Regions from separate parts of the Homo sapiens genome. Here region 2 is linked to region 1. Evidence: chromatin loops called from intact Hi-C (ENCODE). Cell type or tissue: PC-3. All regions are shown on one strand. Each heading gives the region's core, and the rest is flanking DNA. Links, peaks and the distances in the headings are about the cores only.

The links. Peaks named below come from ENCODE experiments on the same cell type or tissue, not always from the same donor. Only the 100,000 strongest peaks of a DNase experiment are listed, where the experiment ranks them.
Region 2: a loop joins it to region 1, with 5 times the contacts of the local background. A loop is called at or near these places in 2 of 110 quality-filtered maps.

What each region holds. Positions count from the first base shown.
Region 1 is chrX:96,404,651-96,410,033 of GRCh38, forward strand. No RefSeq gene overlaps it. Among named protein-coding and RNA genes, the nearest start is that of DIAPH2, 280 kb to the right of the region's middle. RefSeq lists an enhancer at 1,094-1,685. In PC-3, for the core only: no CTCF peak of the experiment used is centred there; DNase peaks (open chromatin) are centred at 2,541 and 3,091; H3K4me3 peaks cover 1,024 bases; H3K27ac peaks cover 2,535 bases.
Region 2 is chrX:96,471,376-96,476,758 of GRCh38, forward strand. The region is part of intron 1 of LOC107985714 (a long non-coding RNA gene); the gene reads right to left. Among named protein-coding and RNA genes, the nearest start is that of DIAPH2, 210 kb to the right of the region's middle. In PC-3, for the core only: no CTCF peak of the experiment used is centred there; DNase peaks (open chromatin) are centred at 3,166 and 3,556; H3K4me3 peaks cover 401 bases; H3K27ac peaks cover 2,537 bases.

The sequences.
Region 1 (5,383 bases), core at 188-5,187:
AAAATCTAAATCATGTCATGTCAAACCCTACTTAAAATTTCCTCTAACGGCTTCCTGATATGATTAGAGTAAAAAACAAAATCCTTACCCTGGTCTACAAAGACATGATAATCAGACCCCTACCTTCCTCTAGATCCTAATCTCTTGCATGTCAGCCCTTTAGTCACTTCAATCCAGCCACATCAGCCTTCTGTCTGTTTCTAAAACGCATCAAGTTCATTCCCACATAAGGCCTTTAAATCAGCTATTCCCTTTTATTGGAAGTCTTTGCCTCAGATATTCACCTCACTAATTCCATCTTCTGCATAGCACTTACCACCATCTAAAGCTATCTGTAAAATGTATTTTGTTGTTGTCGTTACTGTCCTCTGTCTCTCCTGTACCCTGCTAAAGAGTAAGCACCATGAGAGCAGAGGACTTGCCAACACTCATCACTACTATGGCCCAGGTGACTAGAACAGTGCCTGGAATGTAGGAGCTCAATAGATATTAACTTATCAAATCCAATTTTGTCAGACTTCAGAGCACTTAGCTCTTAACCACAATGCTAACTTCTTTTTTTTTTTTTTTTTTTTTTTTGGAGATGGAGTTTCACTCTTGTCACCCAGGCTGGAGTGCAATGGCGCGATCTCTGCAATCTCCACCTCTTGGGTTCAAGCGATTCTCCTGCCTCAGCCTCCCAAGTAGCTGGGATTACAGGCATGCGCCACCACACCTGGCTAATTTTTGTATTTTTAGTAGAGATGGGATTTCCATATGTTGTCCAGGCTGGTCTCGAACTCCTGACCTGAGGTGATCCACCCGCCTCTGCTTCCAAAAGTGCTAGGATTACAGGTGTGAGCCACCACGCCCGGCCCACAATGTTAACTTCTTAAACGATAGATTTGTTCACCTTACTTCTTTCTTCAAAAATCACCACTATTGCCATTTTCTAGAAAATAAAGTTCCAGCTGCTCAGTGTTGCTTTCAGGGGCCTTCACATCTAGCCTGTCTTTCCATCTGACCTCCACCTGCACCTCACCTCATGTGTTATGACTGAAACACAGCAAAGGATCTGAATACTCCCCATACTTCACACTCTGCACTTCCCCACACTGCCACCTCCCCTGACTAACCATTTCTACCTATAAAATATGACATACATCCTTCACAGCCAAGGTCAAACCGCACTTCTTATCCAGAACTTTCCTAACCCTGAAACTGCCTTTGCAAAAATTATTATCAGTGAGAAAAATTCTAACAATAAGCTGAGCTACCCTGCCTTCCCTATCTTGCCTTTCCCTTAGTTATTCCTGGGCTATTGGGCCAAGCTCACTTTGGAAGACCTTTAGGCTATTATTTAAATGATAATAGGCCTTGCCCAAAACTCAATCACCTTTGTAAAGCTAACAGGAGGCCATCAGGCTGAGGGGAGGAGGGGCCCCTGAGTCCTGCTAAGGTGCAGACACAAAGGACTGTCAGCCATTATTTTGGAAGTTATAAGATCTGCAACTTCCCCAATTCTTCCTACAAATAATACTACTATTGTAGATTGACCTTTTGGGATATCTCTTCAGTTTTTTTGCATGTCTGACATCCATCGCTCCACATGGACCCACCAACCGCACTCCTGTGGCCCCATCCAGAAGGGATTCAGTCCACTAGAGGACAGCTTCAACCCCCTAAGATTTCATCTCAGCCCTACCCAATCAGCAGCAAGCACCTGTTACCCGTCCATCCCCACCCCTTCCCCCAAACTGCCTTTGCAAAACTCCCAAACTAGGAGGTTCCAACCAGATGATTTGAGTAGGAACTCCATCTCTCATCTGAGGTGGCCGGCCTCATGTCTATTAAACTCTTTCTCTACTATAGTGCCATAGTCTTTAGGCAGCAGGCAGGAAGAACCCCTTGGGCAGTTACAACCCCCTCAGACATAATTAATTTCTCCCTCTATAATTCCCCCCCATGGTACTGTGTAGATCTTAAAACATTCACTACAATGTGCCTCGCAAGAAAGTTAACTGTCTCTGCCTCCAGATTGTTACCACTGTTATCTTATTTTCTGTCATGTTTTTTTAAAATACAGGATCTAGCACATAATGTTTACTCAAATATTGAACTGAACTAAACGTTTGTGGGCTCTCACATCCCTTTCACCACTCATGTATGCTGGTTCTATTATATTACATTTTTCCCCTTGCTTCTTAATTGCTTTAATTTATTTGACTTGGGTATGTAATTTTTCCCCAAGCTAGATTTTAAGATAGTGAAGACTTCTGTTTCTATTCCTTGTCCTTTCTCTTGTCAACAATACCCCTCTACCCTGTGGTCCCCCATTACTGCTCCTTTACATTTAACCTGTTGCTGAACATGTAGGGAGTATATTCTATATAACAATGAGTGAAGAATAACTGACTACACAAATAAATAAATGGATTAAAAGAAGAGTTCCACTAGGTTTAGTGTAAGTTTAAAAAAATAGCATCAAAGTAGTCCAACTAGTTTTTCCCTTTCTGTGTTTCAAGTGGAACAATGGTTAATCAGAGAGGCGGGGTATGATAGCAGCCCTGGGCTACTGGCCAGAGGGAGGAACAGGAGATCAGAGTCTTTCCCTCACGATTTCTGGCAGATTTGCAGGGAGGTTTAAGAGCAAAGATTAGATCAAGCTGACAAAGCAGGGTCAGGGTATTATTTGCATTCTCCTCCCTCCATACCTTCAACTCCCCCAACGCAGACATGAACAGCTTTGGGATGGGTAAATGCATAAATTGATTTTCCCTAGCATTATTATTTGAGGAGACCATGGAAGTCTTGAAAATAGCTACTTCTCAAGAGTAACCATTTGTGGAGAAAATAATGAAAACCGATTACGTTTACGAATTTTATGTGTATCTCTAGAAGGATAGATAACTATCAAAATATTAGTGGACTGGTAAATAGTGGTTAATTAAGAGGTTGCAATGGCCATGTTTATTTGTTTTTTAAACATAAAATTTAGTCTGGACAAGCATCAATATTTAAGACATCTCATTTTTGCCCAAAATGGCTTATGGCCCAGTCTGGATGAGTCAGACCAAACAAATGTCTCCTGTGTATTTCCAGAGTAAACATTTCTCAGAGGCAGAACTCTGCCCTCAGCCTTGCCTATTAACACATAAGACTGCTTGAGCTTTTCCATAAACATAAGGAAGAGGAAGAAAAGGCTGAGGAGGAGGGAGAGAAATATAAGGCAAAGTTTCTTAAGGAATAAATTAAACATCGACCCTCTTGAGGAAAACCAGCAGGTTTGACTGTTTTTGTGTTTGGTGAATTGTATATCTATTTACTGTGGAAAGACCTCCTTAGCCATAGGCAAAAAACAACACCAACAACAAAAGAAACCCAAAAATTAAACACCAGGAATTGGACAAGTGACTTAGCCTCTGAAGACAACCTCGAATAACCATCAAACTCTAGTTAGGTAACTCTTTGGCAAATAAAAAATAAAAATCAAGACAAAACCACCAAGATGCCTAAGTATGTGCAGTAGCATCTCCAGGCGGACATTTCCTGATCCAGACTGTAAATAAGAGGAAGCAAAAGAATGATGAATAATGGACAATGAAGCATGTCAATCCTGTGGTAGCTAAAGAAAGGGATTTTTACCCTTAGAATCAGAACAGTCTCTTGATGACTTAGTATAATTATGCTATCAGCCAGCAAACACACAGAATATTCTTGATTGCACCAGGTCCTTAATACACCAGCAAAACCATCAAATAAGGAACTGTTAACAGTCCAGTAAAGAACAGCAGCATTTGAAAAGGTCTGTCTTTTAGGTTTTAAAATAAAATTCCCAGGCCCGGTGTGGTAGTTCATGCCTGTAATCCCAGCACTTTGGGAGGCCAAGTGGGGTGGATCACTTGAGTCCAGGAGTTTGAGACCAGCCTGGCCAACACAGCGAAACCCCTTCTCTACTAAGAATGAAACCACCTTTGCAAAAATTATAACTGAGGAAATTATGACACTGAAAGAGATCATACCTAATCAACTCCATCTTGCTTCTAACCTTTCAGCTGTCCTTGTTCATCCCTGTGCAAAGGCTGAATTAACTTTGGGAAAGAATTCAGTTTACGGTTTGACTCTGAAACAAAATTGATAGTAGCCCTTTCCCAAAAAGACCCCCTTCTCACCTGGGGACCAGTCTGCCTTTGCAGGACTAACAAATTAGCTATAAGATTAGAAATTAAGGTTAAGGAGTCATGCAGCCTCTGACTGCAAGAGTCTGAACCTCCCCAAATTGCTCCTAGGGATAACATCACTGTTGTAAAACCTAAGATCAGTGCTTGAGATATTTTGCAGACCCTGCACTGGACAGATCAGCCAACACCACCCAGACAGGTAATCTGGCTGAACCAGCTCTGCCATCCCACCCAGGAACAGAAGACAGCAAGAAAACCTCACTTCGACCCCCTGTGATTCCATCTCCAACCTGACCAATCAGCACTTCCCACTTCTCTATCCCCTACCCACCAAATTATATTTAAAAACTCTGATCTCCAAATGTTTGGGGAGACAGATTTGAGTAATAATAAAACTCCTTTCTCCCGCACAGCCGGCTCTGTGTGAATTACTCTTTCTCCATTGCCATTCCCGTCTTGATAAATCGGCTCTGTCTAGGCAGCGGGCAAGGTAAACCCATTGGGTGGTTACAAAAAAAAAAAAAAAATTAGCCAGACACGGTGGCGCACACCTGTAATCCCAGATACTGGGGAGGCTGAGGCACAAGAATCCCTTGAACCCAGGAGGTGGAGCTTGCAGTGAGCTGAGATTGTGCCACTGCACTCCAGCCCAGATGACTGAGCGACACTCTGTCTCAAAACAAAACAAAACACACACACACACAAATTCCCCTTACTAATGAAATCACTTTATGCAAGTAGGCTGCCAAGTATTCCGTTTTCCATACAATGGATGAATTGGGATTTCTTTTTTAAAAAATTCTGGCATATTTTACTTCAACTCTAGGTATATGATAGTTTAACATAATAAACTCCTGCAATCTATAACTGACAACTAAATACACAATCTAATACCCCAATCCTTGAGGTATTTTTTATTGTCATGCTATAAATATTGCCTTATTTACCTACAATATCTTCCTCTGTGTGGTAGAAAAGTTACTTTTTGTATATAACTTAGAAAATCCTCTTTAAAGCCAATAAATTGAAATTGTAGCTGATAAGATGTTAAGCCCAATGAATAATAATGAGTCAGGAATGGTATGAGCCACTTGAATAAATTGATGTCAGGACCATTTGGGGAGAGAAGAGACACATACAAACACCCTCTCAGAGAGAAATGTTGTGGAAGAATGGGTTACACTTGTATGTTACAAAGTTAATTATATTAATAAGCAGATTGA
Region 2 (5,383 bases), core at 132-5,131, 67 kb after region 1:
CTGGGATTCAGCTAAGCAGGTTCTTAATATGAGCTTTTTTTTTTTTTTATTTTTTTTTCCCCGAGATGGAGTCTCACTTTGTCACCCAGGCTGGAGTGCAGTGGCGCAATCTCAGCTCACTGCAACCTCTGCCTCCCAGGTTCAAGCAATTCTTGTGCCTCAGCCTCCCGAGTAGCTGGACTACAGGAGAGTGCCACCACACCTGGCTAACTTTTTTTAGTAGAGATGGTGTTTCACCATGTTGGCCAGGCTGATCTCAAACTCCTGGCCTCAAGTGATCCACCGCTTCAAAGTGCTGGGATTACAAGCATGAGCCATGGAGCCTGGCCAATATGAGCTTTTTGACTAATTTACCCAGCTTGCAGCCCTTACAGCAGTCTCCTTCTATAAGATCTCAGTCATTTCTTGTCCCCATCTACTGCTAAAACATGTTCCATTGCCGCTCTACACAGATGGCTTCAGGATGCGAATACCTTTAGCAAGAACATCAATGCCTAATATCTTTGCTGCACCAAGGCAATATTACAGATGCTGACTCCCTCCTGTGATAATGCTGCAGATGCCTGCACTGAGATTGCTGATTTTAATGGGTTAAATAATACCTCCCCCAAAATTCATATCCACCTGGAACCTCAAAATGTGACCTTCCTTGAAATAGGGCCTTTAAAGATGTAATTAAGAGTTGAGATGAGATCATACTATGATTAGGGTAGACTCTAAATCCGATAGAAGTATCTTTATAAGGGACAAAAAAGAACACACAGTGTCACACAGAGGAGAAGGCCGTGTGAAGACAGAAGTAGAAATTGGAGTTATGCTGCCATAAACCAAGGAATGCCAAGAGCCACCAGAAGCTGGAATAGCCACCAAGATTTTGGTAATTTGTTATTATCACAGGAATTTGTTACTATCCATGTGTGATGGCCCATGGGGTCTAGCAGAGAGCTATCATTTAGTACCTACTTAGGAAGCTAAACACATATGGCACCACAGATACCGTATCATATTAGTGCCAAAACTGTTGGTGCCAATGCTGCAGGTTATTTGGCTTTGAATGTCTCAATTAGATTTACCCTTTTTGCTGCAGGCTCCTTGCTAAAGGATCCAGACTTGAGTTTGTTGAGCCTGGCCTAGAATACAATCTGATATACACCATATTATACTTAGAGTCCACTTCCCTTCTGTCCTTAAGCACTGGTCTTTTTCCAGAGTGGAATTCATTCATCTTGATTCTTCCCCTAAATTCTTTTCTAGAAGAAACATTAGCCTCTAGTGCAATACACATGGATCCCTTGCTTTCTAATCCCACCAATTCTCCTGAAAATGCTCAAAATGTGCCTGACAGGCCTGCCATATTCCTTCCAGCTCCATCACCCCTGAATACAACTTTTGTTGTGTTTTTTAAGAGTCTAAGGCTATCCTATAATGAGCCCTTCTTAGAAAGACGGAGAAATTGACAATCCTTCATGTAAGTCTTATACAATGCTAAGGCATGGGGGAAAAAGGTGGAGCTATCTAGTTCCTGCCTCTAGTTCCTGCCTATCAGTTCACGTAGGTTGCCAGCGGTAGTTACTACTATTGCTGTCTGGTGTCCCAGGGGGTCCAGCAGAGAGCTACTGTTCAGTGCCTACTTAGACCATGGTAATCTTTTTATTGTTCAGTGCCACATTTGGGACATGGGTATAATTTATTAGGTTTCTTTTGGTCCCATCTTAGACAACACATACCACAGCCATTTCCTGTCTGGGGTCATGAGATCTCACCATCTGCACTGCAAAGCTTCAGGGTGAAGGATCCTTGTCTTCTTTGTTCTTATGATCTACATATTTCTTTCTATTTCTTCCTTCTCCAATCTAAAGGAAGTATCAAGACTGTAGGAAATATCCCATTCTCTCCACCACTCACTTACTTATCGTTATGAATTAATTTAATTCAACACACTTCTCTTCCTATATAGCTTGGCTGGGAAGCATATGGGAGTGTGGTTAACAGAACCAGTTTAAATATTTGGTAGAAAGCCTTAGAGTGGGTGTCTTACAGCTACTTGTTGCTTATTTTAGAATGAGGGGTGGGTACTTCACACTTACTCTCTTCAGCTTTAGGAGTTTAGCAGAAATTGTGATGAAAAAATCCCATTTAAAATTCTGTAAAATTCCACCATTAAATGCAGTCATTCCCCTAAACATAGCAGAAGTATAGGCACTTCCCTAACTCTTAACTGTTGCCTTAGGAACATTCTGACCCCAGAGTTGGGGGTGTCCTCTCTAGCACCCAGAAATACAGGCCTACTATGATCTTGGATGGATAGCACTGTGGGACAGCACCAGAGGAACTACTGGACAGAATATTGGGTAATGAGGAACATTTTTAAAGGGGAGGGGTGTTTTAGTTATTGTATAATATGACAAACCAAGCCTATGTGCTTACGTTTCTCCCATTTCTGTAGTAACCAGTCAGTGTAAATAAATCAGTTGTTAGCGCAGAATTCCAGAACAGGAATCAGTAGCTTTTGTGTCCTATGGATAAAAATACCTTGGGATCTTGGGAGAGATACATAAACAAAGCTGGGGATTATCACCATACAAGCTAATAGACTATTTTGAAAGTGGTCTGTTAGAAGACTACTGTGGGCTACCCTGCTAATTAGAGGGAATAGAGTAACCTATACATAGAAGTGATTCCCAAAATGATTCAAGAAAACACATGAATTCCAACTGTAGAATACACCTGGGATAGTAGGTTAAGTAATCAGTTCCAGTGTTTTAATACACTGGAATCCCAAAGGCAGATTTATGCATTCTGTCTCTGGGTGGGGTGGGAGTTGCTGCTATGAATGCTTTCTGTTATACAGTGACCAAGTTGAAAGGATTGTCCTTGCTTATAATATGTAGCAATCACAAAATTTACATCTGGATTTAACACTACATATACTAAGCTAGAAGAAGAGGCTTATACTACTCCTCATACTTTGTAAGAAGATTCCAAGGAATAAGAGGTATAGAACAGCTGCTTGCATTGAGACTTAGGTAAAAGAAATCCAATGTCCAGGTCACTACAGTAGGAAATGACATAGACCAAGATAAAGTGAATTTCCCTTGAGTTACTTCCTTGTATACATACATACTTTGTTATGCTCATGAGTCAGATATACGATATTAGATTTGTGCAAACGTAGTTGCAGTTTTTGCCAAATGATTGCTACTATTCCTGTTTGCTGGCCCGTGACATTTGCCAAATAGTTGCTACTATTCCTGTCTGGTTTTGCCAAATGGCAAAAACCGCAATTATTTTTGCACCAACTTAATAATATTCTTTTATAAATTTAGTATGATAAAATACTGGCTGCTTACCAAACAGTGCAAAGCACTTTATATTTAAGGTTCTGTATACTCTTAGTGTGCAGGTTAAAAGCATATTAATCTATATGTATTGGAATCTTTCCAGATTTTGTACTACTATGATTACAAGCATATTGACAGTGGGGTTTAATGACAATTCTATTCTCTAAGAGTTCTTTCTTTATGGGTCTCTGGCACAGTTTTCCTCCTACATTATTCCCAGAATGGCTTTGAGTCATTCAATTTTATGATGTGCTGCTCCTTTTGTGCTCACTCCACATGTTATGCGAATAGAGAAACACCTAAGTCCTAGCCCTAAATTTCCTCTTCAACCTCACCTTCTACCCTACATCCTGGCAAGCCCTTCAGATGAAAGTCATTTTCATTCACATTTTGAGATTTCCTGGAATTATTGTCAATGGAATAAATTGGAATTGAGAGTTACTCTCTTATTTGCCATCTTCTTATACATTACTATGAAATGTGTAGAGGGAGTTGCTGATAAATAGCAATTCAAGGTCTAGTGCTAGTATTTGTGTGCCAGGTGTTTAAAGTGGCTAGATGTAGTCCCAAATAATGCCACCACTCCCTCCACACTTGTAAAATCAGGATGTATTCAGTAGCCCGTTCACTTTTCAATCCTATAATCTCTTATAGAAATTCCAGCCTGACAGTTAAAATACCAATTCTCCACCTAAAAGCAATTGTCTCCACTCTTCTTCCTTAATACTAGAACCTGACTTTTTTCAAGGAGTAGGTAGATATCCCTTAATCTCAGGGTGGACAGAGCTCTAACCCAGCCCCAGTTGGTAAGCTAATTGTTCTAGTCATTTTAGTTCCATTGTCTTCCCCTAGCAATTTATCTAGGGTTGGGCCTCTAGGCCAAGCTATAGCTTGGTGAGTTCTGACCAATAAGATATTAAAGAGAGCATGGTGGGCTCTTGCTAGAAAACATTTTGCTTCCTGGTAAAAGGGACAGGGCATAAAAGGAGAGCTTGCTGACACTGTCTTCCCTCTTATTTCAGCCTTAGACTAAGAAGAGAAATTTGGACCTCTGAGCCATCTTACAACCATGAGATGATAATCATAAGACAAAAAGACAATAGAAAGGAAATAAAAGACATAATTTCTGGGTCTTTGATGGTGCTGTTGAGCAGCTGAACCAATATTAGCAACTGCTTACCTGTAGAACAGCAGATCTCAAACTTTTTGGTCTCAGAACTCTTTATAATCACACTTATTATTGAGGAATATTAATTTCTCAGCTTTGATAAATGTGTAATGTTTATATAAAACGTTAACAGAGGAAGCTGAATAAAGGATATGTAGAAGCTGTTATCTCTGTAACTCTTCTGTAAATCTAAAATTATTTCAAAGTAAAGAGTTTTTTAAAATTATTGAGGATTGCCTAAAACCTTTCTCTAATATGGAACATATCCACTGATGTTTACCATAGTATAAATAAAAATGGAGAGATTTTTTAAAATTTTATTTATTAATTTATTTAAACATAAAAAGAATATCTATTACATGTTAACATAAGAAACATTTTCATGAAAATCATATTTTCAAAAAATAAATTTAGGGAAAGGAGTAGTACTGTTTGACATTTCTGCAAATTTCTTCAAAGTCTGGAATAATAGAAGACAGCTGGACTCATCTCCTTCTGAATTCAATCTGCTGTAATATGCTGTTCTGGTTCAATTATATGAAGAAATTCTAGCCTTACACAGGTATTTAGTTTGAAAAAGGAGTATGTTAATGGCCTTTTCAGATAACGTAGATATTTCTGCTTGATACTACACTGAAATTTAACAAGCGATAGTTTTTTTTAAAAGATCAATTGCAATATGGAAGCTGAAGTCATATCAATGAGCTTTTCATACTGTATTATATTAAAAGCTATTTTTCAATCTTTCATTTTGAATGGGTCTTCTATCCACTTATTAGTTCATACCATGAGGTATTAATTTATTATTTGGAAAATACTGGCCCACTGAGTGATGCAGGACTTCTAATTAATGACCCATTTTATAATGAAATAT